Regions from separate parts of the Homo sapiens genome. Here region 1 is linked to region 2. The links are chromatin loops, found by intact Hi-C in ENCODE. Cell type or tissue: endothelial cell of umbilical vein. All regions are shown on one strand.

Region 1 (8,000 bases), 220 kb before region 2:
TTGTGTGTGCGTATATGTCATTCTCTGTAAACTAAAACACGTTTTATGACAGACATGGAGATGAACTGCTCAGAATCCCCCTTCAAGAGCCCTGCCCAGCTGGCTGGGTGCGGTGGCTCTCGCCTGTAATCCCAGCACTTTGAGAGGCCGAGGGTGGTGGATCACCTGAGGTCAGGAGTTCAAGACCAGCCTGGCCAACATGGTGAAACCCTGTCTCTAATAAAAATACAAAAATTAGCCAGGCATGGTGGCGCGTGCCTGTAATCCTAACTACTCAGGAGGCTGAGGCAGGAGAATCACTTGAACCCGGGAGGTGGAGGTGGCAGTGAGCTGAGATCATGCCCCTGCACTCCAGCCTGGAAACTCCAGTGAAACTGCGTCTCTCAAAAAAACAAACAAAAAAAAGAGGATCTCTGCCCAGCTGCATGGTGAGTGATTAGCTGATTAGCTGACAGCCTCCATCTGTTAATTCCTTCAAGTCCCTGTCAGCTTTTGAGCTGAGCTGGATTGGCCCCAGCCAACAACTGAACAAGTGCCTAACTATTGCTGCCCAACGAGGACTCTGCTTTTCAGCACTCTCTGCTCTGGAGCCCCCCATGGGGTGACAGAGACCTTGTTAGGTTTTCATCATGGTCTGATGGTCTCCCTGGCATAACTACTTCCTTTTTCCTTGCACAGATCTTGCTCCCCAATAAACCGTCTGCACTCCTAACATCATCTCAGTGTCTTCTTTAGAGGATCAAACTTAACAGCTACCTTCTCTCTTTACTACCAACTTTCATCCTTTATATGATCTTTTATAACCCAATTAAAAACTCCAAGCTGCCGTCACTCACCTGTTTGTATAGGGGTTTCATACTTACAGTGAGTTGAATAATGTCCCCCAAAATTCATGTCCACTTGAAACCTCAGAATATGACCTTATTCAGAAATGGGGTCTGTGGGCTGGGCAGTGGCTCACACCTGTAATCCCAGCACTTTGGGAGGCCGAGGCGGGCGGATTACTTGAGGCCAGGAGTTCAAGACCAGCCTGGCCAACATGGCAAAACCCTGTCTCTATTTTTTAGCCGGGCATGGTGGCACGTACCTGCAGTCCCAGCTACTTGGGAGGCTGAGGTAGCAGATCACTTGAATGCGGGAGGCGGAGGTTGCAGTGAGCCAAGATTGCGCCACTGCACTCCAACCTAGACAATAGAGTGAGACCCCGTCTCAAAAAAAAAAAAGGGGAGGGGGAGGCTTTGCAGATGCAATTAGTTAAAATGAGGCCATACTGGAGTAGGGTGAGCCCTAAATCCAATGACTAGTATCCTTATAAAAAGGAGCAGACACACAGATATACATAGAGAATGAGGCCATGTGAAGACAGAAGCTTTGTATGGCAGGGATTGTAACCAGTTCATTTCACACCAGAGGACTTGCTATAAATCCAGAGCTCATAGTAATCTGAACTTCGAAGAACCTATAACAGTATCAGCAAAGCTCATTTTTTCAAGAGTGGAATACAGATTTCTGATTACTATTTGGAGAACAACACAGTAGCTCTTAAAATGATCTATTATGCATAGATAAAATTCTTCTATTTAATTTCAATCTGACAATACAATATAGTGTTTCCTTTTATAGCAGCCACTCTTTCCAGACCTCTAGTTCCACAATGAAGAGGACATAAGGAGCTTAAAGGTTTTGGGTGTCTATCAGGGCAACTGCTTTCCGGTAAGAATTTCCATCCTTTAAAGACATTGATTGAGTCCCATATCCAGAAAGATCTACATGTATGGAAACTCTTATTAAGTCTAGAGAGTTTCTCTAAGCTTTGTTAGGCTCTTTCTACTAGCACCCTACAAACTCTTGAGCAAAGCTCCTGGGTATGGCACTTAAAGGATTTTCAGTGTCTGTTTGCTATAGAATTAGCAAATGAATTAGGAAGACAGAAACAGTCTCTAAAATCAAAGACTTAGCCCAGGAGCCTCAGCCACTTTACCAGACACTTTTCTCTCTGCATCCATTAGGGAACAGTAGTCCTCTTTACATGGCTTAAGAGTCCATTTGTCAAGTGGAGATATTGTATATCCATTTTGTATTATATATCGTCAATAGTGTAAAGCTCTGTGGATGGCTGTTTTCACTGTAGTAATTTGATTTTTGATTTAAAGAGTCTGTCTTATTGAAACTTCGTGGTAGATATATGATTGTTCAATGTATTTTCTTTTAACTTTTGTGTATGTTTGACATTTTTCGTAATAAAAATTGGGAAAAATAATCATAAAAGTTGGGAAAAATAATCAGTGAACTTAGTACAGTTGAGAAGATTGCTAGGATTCTTGGCCTATCTTAAAACAGGCTGCAGTAGTCACTCTCTTATTCAGCTCCACTGCCATCCCCAGTGAGGTTCTTACTCAGAACCTATGCATCTTTCAAAAGAAAGGACTCATGAGAAACCCAGGATCAGATTTAAATTTACTTGATAAGAGAGGAAGCACTGTATGACTCACAATGCACATGTATATCCAAATACCTATAAATTATAGTGTGTTAGATACTAAAGATACCTAATTTTATACTAAATTTTACATTTGTCCACATTTAAGTAGTATTTTAATACAAATAATTTAAGTCAAAATTAAATGGTCATGAAATTTTTTTTTTTTTTTTTTTTTTTGAGACGGAGTTTCACTCTTGTTGCCCAGGCTGGAGTGCAATGGTGCCATCTTGGCTCACTGCAACCTCCACCTCCCGGGTTCAAGCGATTCTCTTGCCTCAGCCTCCCGAGTAGCTGGGATTACAGGCATGCGCCACCACACCCAGCTAATTTTGTATTTTTAGTAGAGATGGGGTTTCACCATGTTGGTCTCAACTCCTGACCTCAGGTGATCTGCCCGCCTTGGCCTCCCAAAGTGCTGGGATTGCAGGCATGAGCCACTGAGCCCGGCCAATTTTTTTTTTTTTTGAAACGGAGTCTCGCTCTGTGGCCCCGGCTGGAATACAGTGGCATGATTTCAGCTCACTGGAAACTCTGCCTCCCGGGTTCCAGCAATTCTCCTGCCTCAGCCTCCCGAGTAGCTGGGATTACAGGCGTGTACCACCACGCCCAGCTTTTTTGTATTTTTATTAGAGACGGGGTATCACCATGTTGGCCCAGCTGGTCTCGAACTCCTGATCTCAGGTGATCTGCCCTTCTTGTCCTCCCAAAATGCTGGAATTACAGACGTGAGCCACTGCGCCAGCCCAATTTTATTTTATTTATTTTATTTTTCTTTTCTTTTAAAGGAACCAGCTGGGTGCAGTGGCTCACGCCTGTAATCCCAGCACTTTGGGAGGCCGAGGCGGGCATATCACAAGGTCAGGAGTTCGAGACCAGCCTGGCCAATATGGTGAAACCCCGTCTCTACTAAAAATACAAAACATTAGCCAGGTATGGTGGCGGGCGCCAGTGGTCCCAGCTACTCCGGACGCTGAGGCAAGAGAATCACTTGAGCCCAGGAGGTGGAGGTTGCAGTGAGTTGAGATTGTGCCACTGCACTCCAGCCTGGGCAACGGAGCGAAACTCCATCTCAAAAAAATAAATTAATTAATTAAAAAAAAAGGAACCATACATCACTTAAGTATGAGAAACAAAAATACATGTTAGTTGAAGATTCAAGGGGTAGTATTCTAAAAGGCCACATGATGGCGATGTTCCCTCAATAAACATTTCCTTATGCCACCTCTTCTCACTGTGTGCATCGGCTTTCTATCAGTATCAATACACGGAGTTGATAGCTATCATAAATATTGATTGTATTAGTTTTGAGTTTTTAGAGTCAAACATCATTGCATTAGATATGCCTTCCAGCTTTGTGTCATCTATACGTTTGTTAGGCATGCATTTAACAATTTCCTCCAAGTTACCAATAAAAATGTAGAACAAAAGTGGGCAAAATAACATGTCCTGTGGAGTCCGGGCATGGTGGCTCACGCCTGTAATCCCAGCACTTTGGGAGGCTGAGGCAGGCAGATCACGAGGTCAGGAGTTCAAGACCAGCCTGGCCAACATGGTGAAACCCCGTCTCTACTAAAAATAAAAAAAAATTAGCCAGGCGCAATGGCAGGTGCCTGTAATCCCAGCTACTCTGGAGGCTGAGGCAGAAGAATCGCTTGAACCAGGGAGGCAGAGGTTGCAGTGAGCTGAGACCGTGCCACTGCACTACAGCCTCGGCGACAGAGTGAGACTCTGTCTCAAAAAAAAAAAAAAAAAAAGTCCTGTGGAATGCTATAAAGGTCTTCGCCCAGGTTTGACAAGAATCCACTAAATATTCTGTAGACAAAAATTCCAACCAACGTAGATTAAAATGTTAGCCTATACTGGAGGAATAAAAAATGTGGGTCAATTGACAAAACTGCAGTAGGAATGGTAGATTATAGAAGTATTGTATCCATGTTAAATTTATTAAAGTTGCTATCTGTGCTATAGTTGTGGGCAAGAGTATCCTCGTTCTTAAGAAATACACATTGAAGTCTACGGCCATACCACCCTGAACGCGCCTGATCTTGGCTGATCTTGGAAGCTAAGCAGCGTTGAGTCTGTTTAGTACTTGGATGGGAGAACAAACACACATTGAAGTATATGGGTTTAAACGGCTGTGGATATGTACAATTCATTCTCAAATGGTTCAGAAAAAAATACTACATGTATATGTGTGTGGGTGAGGGTTGAAAGAGGAAAAACAGAGTGCAAAATGGGGTAACATGTTAACAACGGTTGAATTTTAGTAAAGGGGATATGGGCGTTATATGTTATTATATGTTATCATACTCATTCTTGTAACTTTTCTGTTAATTTGAATGTTTGCAGACAAAATAATTTTAAAACAATTATTATTTATCTTCCCTAAGTTCTATGCTTAAAATTCGGATATTTGAATTTAAGAGCAAGAAACGCCTATTAAAACTGTCTTTTGGCTATTTGGTTTGTCTAGTTTATACTAACATAATGCTTAAATAAATACTAAAAGTACTGACATTTGACAATGCTTACGACATTAACTCTACGTAATTATTTCAACTGTCGGCCAGAGCGAAATGGTAACTGAACAATGATACAACTGGGCCTAAAGAAGCTGTACGTAGCTTTTAGGGCTTATTTAAATATAACAAATACTAATTCTGAAAATACGTGGGTAAGCTTCTACAGGAAGTTTCTGCGAACTTTGAGAGGGTGATGGAACTAGAACTGCTGAGCTCTCAAAAGCCAAATAATGTGCCAGTGTCGGTGCTGCAAGAAGTGAGATGTCTCTTTCCATGTTCCCTAAGTCCTCCAACTACAATTTTCCCCCTGGTCTCAAAGATTTGCTGAAATTCCAAAGGGAAAACCAGAGCTAAACCACTTCTTGCTCCTCAAATATAAGTTCTGGCTGGGTGTAATGACTCACACCTGTAATCCCAGCACTTTGGGAGGCTGAGGCAGGTGGGTCATCTGAGGTCAGGAGTTGGAGACCAGCCTGGCCAACATGGCGAAACCCTGTCTCTACTAAAAGTACAAAAATCAGCTGGGCATGGTGGCACGCACCTGTAATCCCTGTTACTCAGGAGGCTGAGGCATGAGAATCACTTGAAACCAGGAGACGGAGGTTGCAATGAGCCAAGATCGCGCCACTGCACTCCAACCTGAGTGACAGAGTGAGACTCCATCTCAAAATAATAATAATAATAATAATAATAATAATAATGTTAATGGTTCTCAAAGCGTGGTCCAAGGGCCAGCAGCAGCAGCAGCTAGGAGTTTACTGGAAATGCAGAAAACTCAGGCACTACCCCAGACCTAGTATATTAGAGTCTGTGAATCTTGCTCAGTCTAGACCACCATTTGTAGAAGAGTTGGGTTAAATTTTACCCCATTTGTATAAACGCCTTTCTAAGACAGAGGAGACAAGCACAATGTGACCCTTAAATAAGCTGAGAAGATAGAACAAAAAGCTTGGGCTTACATATGTAGTATTTCAAAGTTAATTTCATAAAAAAGAATCATCATTATCTAAAAATACCCTCAGGTGATATCTGAAGCAGTTAGCACTGAGATGCCTAAAAAGCACATGTAAGCTTAAGATAATGGCATCTATTTTCAGGTACTTTTCTAGAAGAGACACCAGTAAAATTCAAGAAACTTCCCAAGATTCCATCCAGTCATTCTTTCAAATGTTCTAGACACTGAGGATATAGCAATGTACAAAACATGCAAAAATCCTTCCTTCATATGACTTCTATTCTGATGGAAAGGTTGAACATTAAACAAGAGAAGTTAAATAGATTGTAAATTTAGCTGTAGAATGTGATGAGGAGGGAAAAGCAGGAGAAAAGAATAGGAATTGTCTGGGAGCTATAATTTTAGACAAAGTGGTCAGGCAGCCCCCATTCTGTCCTCCCCCAACCCCAAGAAAGTGGCATTTAAATAAAAACCTGCATGAGGTAGGGAGGAAATCATGAAGATATCTGGGGAAGAGTGTCCCAGGCAGAGGGAACAGAAAGAGAAAAGGTGGTTTATTCAAGGAGTAGCTGGAAAGCCATTGTGGTGCAGGTGGAGTAAATAAAGTGGAATGCAGGAGCTGTGTAAGATATTTCTAAATATGTGCATCTAATGCATAGGTATGGATATACATAGAATAACAAACTTCAGTGTAATAAGACATAGAACTTTTCCTTTTCATTCCAGTTACCTCTAGGTAAATTACGTATTCTGATAAGAGTACTTGGCACCTGGCTAGACATCCAGGAGATTTAAATTCTTCTTTTGAAGATCAAAAAGACTTCAAAGGATACTTGATAGATGAAGTAAAACAGAAATCTTAAGAACATGCTTATATCAGGATAGACATGCCAGTAATATTTTTGGAACCAAAATACCAACATACTGACCTAATACTTAAGTCAGAAACTTTATACTTCATATCTCTAAAACTTGAAAAAAATACACTGTAAGTAGCAGTCCTGTGTCCTCAATTTATTCCATTCCCAATAAAACCCACCAATCCATTTATCAGTTTGCAATAATACAGCTTTACTGTATAACTAAAATAACCTCATACCAAATTCTAGAGAAAGGAAGTACTGAGTGTACAAAGAACGTTTCCTTTTCAACCTACGAAAGCAAACCTTAGTTTCAAGAGAAGTATTCAAACCAAAGAGAGCATCTTGCATGGATAAACCAAAAGAGAAGATACTACAAATTAAATTACATTATAAGAATAAAATGGAGGCCAGGCACAGTGGCACACGCCCGTAATCCCAGCACTCTGGGAGGCCGAGGCAGGCAGATCACCTGAGGTCGGGAGTTCAAGACCAGCCTGGCCAACATGGTGAAACCCCATCTCTACTAAAAATAAAAATTAGCCGGGCGTGGTGGTGGGTGCCTGTAATCCCAGGTACTTGGGAGGCTGAGGCAGAAGAGTCACTTGAACCTGGGAGGTGGAGGCTGCAGTGAGCTGAGATCTCACCAGTCCATTCCAGCTTGGGCAACAGAGCAAGACTCCATCTCAAAAAGAGAAAAATACTGAAAAAACAAGAAACAATAAAATGATTGGGCAAATTAGGGAAATTAGATTTAGATAGAAAAGGGATGTTATTGAGGTATTTGGTGGCAGTGATAATTTCTAGGGCTGTCTACCCTACAGAGACCATGATGCCGGGCATGGTAGCTCACAGCTGTAATCCCAGCACTTTGAAAGGCTGAGGTGGGCAGATCACTTGAGGTCAGGAGTTTGAGACCAGCCTGGCCAACATGGTGAAACCCCATCTCTACTAAAAATACAAAAACTTAGCGGAGTGTGGTGGCTCGTGCCTGTAATCCCAGCTACTCAGGAGGCTGAGGTAGAACTGCTTGAACCCAGGAGACAGAGGTTGCAGTGAACCAAGATGCCACTGCACTCCAGCCTGGGCAACAGACCGAGACTTTGCCTCAGGAAAAAAAAAAAAAAAAGGGACTATGCTTAGAAGAAATGATTCTCGAATGTATAGAAAGAGACTTAAAT
Region 2 (8,000 bases):
TGGTGGTGGGCATCTGCTACTCAGGGGGCTGAGGCTGGAGAATCACTTGAACCTGGGAGGTGAAGTTTGCAGTGAGCCAAGATCACGCCACTGCACTCCAGCCTGGGAGACAAAGTGAGACTCCATCCAAAAAAATAAATAAATAAAAGATATCTACTAAGATAAAAAAGCTACATACCTCCGTCACAAGGAAATTTGCTGTGGACAAAGGACAGACAGAACTCAAAGTCATCCCTCTGCTGAGATAAATGCATATCTGGTTGCCTCCTTTGAAAAGTCTCATTAGAAACTCAAAAGAATGCAACCTTTGTCTTGTGAACCCCAAATATCTGAGACAGGTCTCAGTCTATTTAGAAAGTTTATTTTGTGGCCGGGCTCGGTGGCTCACACCCATAATCCCAGCACTTTGGGAGGCTGAGGCGGGCAGATCACAAGGTCAGGAGATCGAGACCATCCTGGCTAACACGGTGAAACCCCATCTCTACTAAAAATACAAAAAAATTAGCCAGGCGTAGTGGCAGACACCTGTAGTCCCAGCTACTCGGGAGGCTGAGGCAGGAGAATGGCGTGAACCCGGGAGGCGGAGCATGCAGTGAGCCAAGATTATGCCACTGCACTCCAGCCTGGGCGACAGAGCAAGACTCCATCTCCAAAAACAACAACAACAACAAAAAAAAAAAAAAAAAAAAAAAAAAAACAAAAAAAAAAAAAACAGAAAGTTTATTTTGCCAATCTCTTAACTACCTATGATCTGGCCCTTCCCACTTTGAGTTGTCCTGCCTTTCTGAATGGAAACATATATTAATTCATGTCTCATGTCTCCTAAAACGGATAAAACCAAGCTGTGCTCTGACCACCCTGGGCACATGTCGTCAGGAACTCCTGAGGCTGTGTATTGGGCACGCATCCTTAACTTTGGCAAAATAAACTTCCTAAATTGACTGAGACCTGTCTCAGATTTTAGGGTTCATTGTAAAAACATACAGGCCTTCAGAAAAAAAGTTATTATACCAAAAGTGACAGAAATGGCTCATCAGGATCTTAGCGCAGGTCCTACATTTGTGAAGCTCCCATTAATATTCACTGTTCTTCTTATTTTTTTTTTTTTTTTGAGACAGAGTCTTACTCTGTCGCTCAGGCTGGAGCGCAATGGTGTGATCTCAGCTCACTGCAACCTCCCCCTCCCAGGCTCAAGCAATTCTCATGCTTCAGCCTCCCAAGTGGCTGGGATTACAGGCACCCGTCACCCTGCCCAGCTAATTTTTGTATTTTAAGTAGAGACGGGGTTTCACCATGTTGACCATGCTGGTCTTGAACTCCTGACCTCAGGTGATCCACCTGCCTTGGCCTCCCAAAGTTCTGGGATTACAGGAGTGAGCCACCGTGCCCACCCTTGTTGTTCTTATTTGTATATTTGTAGAGGGCAGAAATGTTTCCCATAACAGCTTTTAATAAAAGTCAGAGAATACTACAAAAGCAGTCCTTTGAAGAACTATGCTGAGATGGCTGGCATTCATACCTATTTCAAAGAGTACAGCTTTTAAATTCTTTCCCAAATATTTTTCCTTTCCCTGAGACGTTTGATAATGATCCTGATGGTGAAAAGATCAAAGCTCTGCTCTCAGGGAGGACGGGCCTCCAGGCCCTTTGCTGCTGCCGGGGGACATCTCTGTGAGCCCAGCATGCAGGTGGGGGTGGCATCCAGAGGTCACACCTGGGTGGAAGCCACGCCACCTCTGCGCAGAAGTGGGTCCATGCCAGTGCCACATGCACATACTCGCTCAGGCTCCTGCAGGCATGCTTGTTTCAGAAGCTTTCCCTCACTTGAGGGGGCCATCATTCATGCCCTTTTCTCACTCCCGACCCGGTCACAAGCCAAGCTTCTCTGTCCAGAAGGCTGGCACATTCAGACAGCATGATGATGGAAAAATATGAATACTAGTGAGACTGCTTTCTCTGCAGTACTCCTGACCTCAGAACAAACATGCCAGTGCTGGGGACACACACCATGCAGGTCCAGCAATCAGACCTCCTTGCAGTCACAAAGGGCAGTAACTTCGCGGGCTGCTGGGGACAGTCATGGGACATTGGTTGCTGCCAGGCATTTTAGAAGGGCCCGAAGAGGACACTTCTGTTTGAGCTGAGTCCAGGCCTCCTCTAAGGTGTCTGAGTCATCTCTGTCACCTCCTCTAGAATCCATCCCCTCACTCTGCTCTTCCTCTCCCACCCTCTCCTCCCTCTGCTGCTTTCCTCTCTGTATCTCTTGTCTCTCCATTTTGTCTTTAGCCCTTATAGGTGTTGTTACTGGTACAGTACAGGTGGTACCGGTGATGCTGGTACTTAAAGCTGGGAAACCTGCCAGCCCCCAACAGGAACAGAGACTCTGTCCTCTTCTTTCCCTGTCCCTGAAGCATCTGGCCTTGTGCCTGACCAGTGATGAGTGCGCCATACTCAGGTCTTGAATCAAGGAGAAAAGATGGCTACCCTGAGTTCAGTCACTCTGTGTGACATTGCTTTATATACTGGCATGACATATGACCCTTGGTGAACTTTTACCCAAATAGCCCAATACAAAGGGAAATTGACTAAAAACCTTTAGGTTTTGCCTGGAGGTTTAAAGCTTTCTGAAAGCCTTGCTTTAATTTATACATTTATTCTAATTCTTGCATTCCATTTCACAATCTTTTTACTTTAATCAGCTTTGATTCTGTCTAGTACTGCCTCAAATGAAAACTGCCTGTGTTTTCTTCATCCAACACAGAGGATACGTTGGGGGCAGTCCAACTTAAAATAGAGGCTATATGGCATATGTGATATTCACTTTGTGTTCCCTTCCATTCCAGAGAGTCTCAAAGAGAGAGGCTATTTCTCCTCCACCCTTTACATCCCCAGCTGCAAATAAATTGCTTCACATTCAAGCAACTCTGTGTCAAGTGCTCCAGGGTAAGTAGCAAAGAAATGTCTGTACATATAAATTCAATAATGGTTGGCTGGGCGCGGTGGCTCACGCCTATAATCCCAGCACTTTGGGAGGCCGAGGCGAGCAGATCATCTGAGGTCAGGAGTTCCAGACCAGCCTGGTTAACATGGTGAAACCCCATTCCCACTAAAAAATACAAAACTTAGCGAGGCATGGTGGTGCACGCCTGTGATCTCAGGAGGCTGAGGCAGGAGAATCGCTTGAACCCGGGATGTGGAGATTGTAGTGAGCTGAGATTGCGCCATTGCAGTCCAGCTTGGGTAACAAGAGCGAAACTCTGTCTCAAAAAAATAATAATAATGGTTAAGGTTCACCTGAGCAGTGCTGGGGAGGCCGGTTTATATAAAAACGAGGTTGTAAATAACTAATTAAATTACCAATCTCTCCACCACTGCCTTTGTCCATCTTCAATTATAATATATTCCAGAAACACACTCCACGTCTCTCCCATGGCTTTATACACACCCTGCACACGTACACTGGGAAGGCCTACAGTCCAGTTTGACGTGTGTTCACACACTCCTAATCTAGCACAGGGCCTGGTGCATAGTTGGTGCACAGAGGTCAATGAAATCCCTGTACTCAACAGCTCTGACCAGTCATCAAGGTGGTCACTGTCTTGTTGGAAAGGCAAACACATAAGCAAATCATTGAGACAAGATGTGACTACAGGGACTGATACATAATCACAGTAGAGAGTTGGAAGGGAAAGAAGAGAAAGAACTCAAAAAACGAAAGAGTGTGGGGAAATGGCCAAAAGTTGGGTCCAGAGTGGATGGGATGAGGTCAAATCCTGGTTCTCTTACTAGCACAGTGCCTAAAACTCAGCAAATGGGAGTTATTGTTGTTGTTGTTATTATATTATTATTATTTCAACAGAGGAATACAAATAGGTTAAGGATGGGTCTGGTAACATGGCCTAATGCACTGCTAAGGAGAATATTTCATCATGTAATAGAATCAGCCAAGGTTTCTTTGGGAGAAACGGCCATCACGTCTCCTGTGTTTCAAATACTGTCCACAAGATGGCAGCAGTGGCCTCAGGTTCTCACCGGGCCTAAAAGGCATTCCATTCAGTCTGCATTCCATGGAACCCCACCCCAGACAGGCATCTCTGGGACATATTTTAAGTGGAAGGCGACCAGCACCGCATCTAAACGATGCCCTTCCTTCTGGAATGCTATGGAAATCTATGACTAGACAGACAAAAACGCTCTGGCCTTGGGAAACGCTGGAACTCACGCATTCATTCGCCCCTTCATTCCTTCAACAATTATGTACTAAAAGCCTACCGCATCCCAGTTATCCTGCAAAGGAATAAAACAGAAGGGCCTGCTCTCATGACCCATAGCGAGTCGCAAATCAAACAGTGGTAGATCACAGGAAGGAGTCTCTCATGCAACGAAAAATTACAAGCCTGCAGACTGTCATAATACAGGATTGAAGGTTAAGCAAAGGAAAACAGACCTTGTGACGGGATGTCCATATTGGCTCTGCTGTACATACGGACAGGAGTGGCAGGGAACTTGAAGGAATAGAAATTGGTAGAATTGGCCAGGCGCGGTGTCTCACGCCTGTAATCCCAACACTTTGGGAGGCCGAGGCAGGCAGATCACGAGGTCAGGAGTTCAAGACCAGCCTGACCAACCTGGTGAAACCACGTATCTACTAAAAATACAAAAATTAGCCAGGCATGGTGGTGCACGCCTGTAATCCCAGCACTTTGGGAGGCCAAGGCAGGCAGATCACGAGGTCAGGAGTTCGAGACCAGCCTGACCAACATGGTGAAACCCCGTCTCTACTAAAAATACAAAAATTAGCTGGGCGTGGTGGCGCACACCTGTAATCCCAGCTACTCAGGAGGCTGAGGCAGGAGAATCGCTTGAACCCGGGAGGCAGAGTTTGCAGTGAGCTGAGATCGCACCACTGCACTCCAGTCTGGGCAACAGATCAAGATTGCCTCAAAAAAAAAAAAAAAAAAAAGGAAGAAGAAAGAAAGAGAGAGAGAAAAAAAAAGAAAGAGAGAGAGAAAGAAAGAAAGAGAAAGAAAGAAAGGAAAGAAAGGAAGAAGGAAAGAAGGAAAGAAAGAAAAAGAAAGGAAAAGAAAAGAAAGAAGGAAAGAAATTGGCAGAATTAAATAATGATTGAGGGGTTTGCCCTTGCAAAATTACTGAAGTTCTTTTTCTCCCCCTCCTTTAAGCTAGAAATCTGGGCTGGCTAATGGAAGCTGCCACCTGGAATGTCTGGGGCAGCCATGCAAGGTTACATTCCAGGCTCCAAGCAAAAAATGCCAGCAATTTACCTTTTTGTCAACTGCAAATTAAAGTAATTTCCAGGCAGAGGATTTCTCCTGCTTGTGATGAGCACCCCAAAACACCAGGGCTGTTTGCAGTTACCTGGCTGCTCTGCGGGGGAAACAAACCTGAGGCTGAAGGCACCTCAGGGTTGGAATCAAGGAAAGGTTTGCTTGGCTTTTCTTTCACTGAAGCACCAAATCAAGTGGATACGAAGTGGGAAGCAGGGAGAATGTCTTCTATCCCTAGCACTTTCTAGAATGTGGGACAAGAGAGGCACTCAGCTTTAAATAAATAAAGAGAAGGCGTATCTGCACCTGCTGTCATACCCAGCTCTATGATGACAATAAGATATACTCATCATTACCAAGAGTGCCATGCCAGGCAGACATGATGCTGAGAACGTTACAGCCACTTATCACTGAATCCTAAGGTGAAATAATTATTGGCGTTTTATAGATGAGCAATTTGAGGCTCTGTGAAGTTAAATGATTTGGAGAAAGTCACAGGTAGTAAATGATAAATGTCGGATTTAAACCCCCATTTGTCAAATTCCTCCTTACTTAACCCCATACAGCCAACCCAAGGTAGAGGTGGTGAGAGAGCCATCTCCTCACCGGAAGACATGAAGGCATATTCATTCACTGACTGAACAACTAGAGAGCACCCACTTTTTTTTTTTTTTTTTTTTTTTTTTTTGAGACAGTCTTGCTCTGTCATCCAGGCTGGAGTGCCAGGGCACGATCTTGGCTCATTGTAACCTCCACCTCCTGGGTTCAAGCGATTCTCCTGCCTCAGCCTCCCGAGTAGCTGGGATTACAGGCACCTGCCACCACGCTTGGCTAATTTTCATATTTTTAGTAGCGACAGAGTTTCACCATGTTGGTCAGGCTGGTCTCAAACGCCTGACCTCAAGTGATCCGCCCGCCTCAGCCTCCCAAAGTGCTGGGATTACAGGCATGAGCCACTGCGCCCAGCCTGAGAGCACCCAGTCTCTATCAGACCCTGAGCATGCAGAGGTAAGTAAGCACTGTCAACTGCAGAGTAAGGCAATTTCCAGGCAGAGGGCTTCTGCCAAGCTTGGAAACTGGAGATGAAACAGAATTTGCGCATCCCTTTCACTAAAGAGGGAGGCCAGTGCCTGGGACTCAGATCAAAAGCAAATGAACAAGGAACACTCACTTGCCAATAGCATGTTCATTTGGCTCATTAGAATGTCACCCATACTTAGAAGACAAGCTTTACGCCCCCTGTGTGCACCTGGAAAGAGACAAGGCCCACTCCTCCAACACATGTGCACACACGAACACACACACACACACACACACCCCTACCTACCCAATGTGAGGCCTGGCTGTGGACCTTGCAGATTCTGGGATCACTCCCAGTCATTTCCAGAGCCCTCCTTAACCTATTTCTAGTCCTCTGTTGAAGTAATAATAATTATAACAATAACTCACATCTATTGAGTTTTAGGCCCTGTGCTAATAAGAGAACCAGGATTTGACTATAGCCCGTCCACTCTGGACACAACTTTTGACCATTTCCCCACTGCACTCCCTCTCTCGTGTAGCTTCCAGCAGAGCCCTAAACAGCATGACCCCACTGGAACTCCCTCATCTTCCCTCATCTGTGGCATTTTGGGGCCTCCTTTTTCCCCTCTATTAGACTGGATGACCTGAGAGCTCTTCTAGCTTAAAGCTGCTGTGGGCTCTCTGTGGTCCCTCGTATAAGGGCACTCCTTTCATCCATGAGGGCTGCACCCTCATGCCTAATCACCTCCCAAAGGCTCCACTTCCCAATACTGTCACACTGGGGGTTAGGATTTCAACTTATGAATGGGGGGGTTGGGGGCAGGGGCAGGGACAGGCCAGGCACGGTGGCTCATGCCTGTAATTCCAGCACTTCGGGAGGCCAAGGCGGGCGGATCACCTGAGGTCAGGAGTTTGAGACCAGGCTGGCCAACATGGTGAAACCCCATCTGTACTAAAAATACAAAAAATTAGCCAGGCACAATGGCAGGTGCCTGTAATCCCAGATACTGGGGAGGCTGAGGCAGGAGAATTGCTTGAACCTGGGAGGCGGAGGTTGCAGTGAGCTGAGATCACACCATTGCACTCCAGCCTGGGCAACAAGAGCAAAACTCCATCTCAAAATAATAATAATAATTTGGGGGGACACATTCAGTCTATAACACTGATACTCAAAGCCTCAGTATTTCTTACTGCCTCTAAAAAGAAAAGGTTGAGGCTTCCTCTTTCTCCTCCAAGTCACTAAACCATCACCACTGTCCCACCTCTTCAAATCGGAAGTCTTCACAATCACTTACGAAGTTCTCCCCTCATCCTCATCACCACCCTCCTCTGCCCTCCTTGCCATTGTTCCTGGAAGACTTTGGTACCTGACACACTCTTGCCTGTCATCACTTATGGGGATACCCCCAATGCCTTGACCTTTGGCCTTCTAAGATGCTGTAACTTTCAGTCTTAACTCCACTGGAGGCACCCCCAACACCCCCAGCCCAGACACCACTCACACCTATTGGGCCTTGGGACACACCACCCCAAAATATGACTGTAGGAGACCAGAATATGCCACCCCAAAATATACTTCTTTGGCATATTTTGAGCTGCTTATTCTGAGAAACTGCAGGCACAGCAGTAGCTCTGAAAAGCTGTCATTTTATAAAAGAAATTTACATCCATAAAGAAAATGGACATTAGTAA

The links. Hi-C counts contacts between places; a loop is a spot of excess contacts. Peaks named below come from ENCODE experiments on the same cell type or tissue, not always from the same donor. Only the 100,000 strongest peaks of a DNase experiment are listed, where the experiment ranks them.
Region 1: it touches region 2 in a loop (9-fold over the local background); 2 of 110 quality-filtered maps call a loop at or near these places.

The regions. Positions count from the first base shown.
Region 1 is chr10:93,507,174-93,515,173 of GRCh38, reverse strand. All of the region lies in intron 4 of CEP55 (centrosomal protein 55), which reads right to left. It also overlaps the pseudogene RNA5SP323. Among named protein-coding and RNA genes, the nearest start is that of CEP55, 15 kb to the right of the region's middle. RefSeq lists a silencer at 3,528-3,822. In endothelial cell of umbilical vein, no CTCF peak of the experiment used is centred here; a DNase peak (open chromatin) is centred at 3,693.
Region 2 is chr10:93,285,237-93,293,236 of GRCh38, reverse strand. No RefSeq gene overlaps it. Among named protein-coding and RNA genes, the nearest start is that of MYOF, 190 kb to the left of the region's middle. RefSeq lists enhancers at 2,663-3,163, 3,164-3,664, 3,219-4,418, 3,974-4,747. In endothelial cell of umbilical vein, a CTCF peak has its summit at 4,006 (motif pointing right); a DNase peak (open chromatin) is centred at 4,036; H3K27ac peaks cover 219 bases.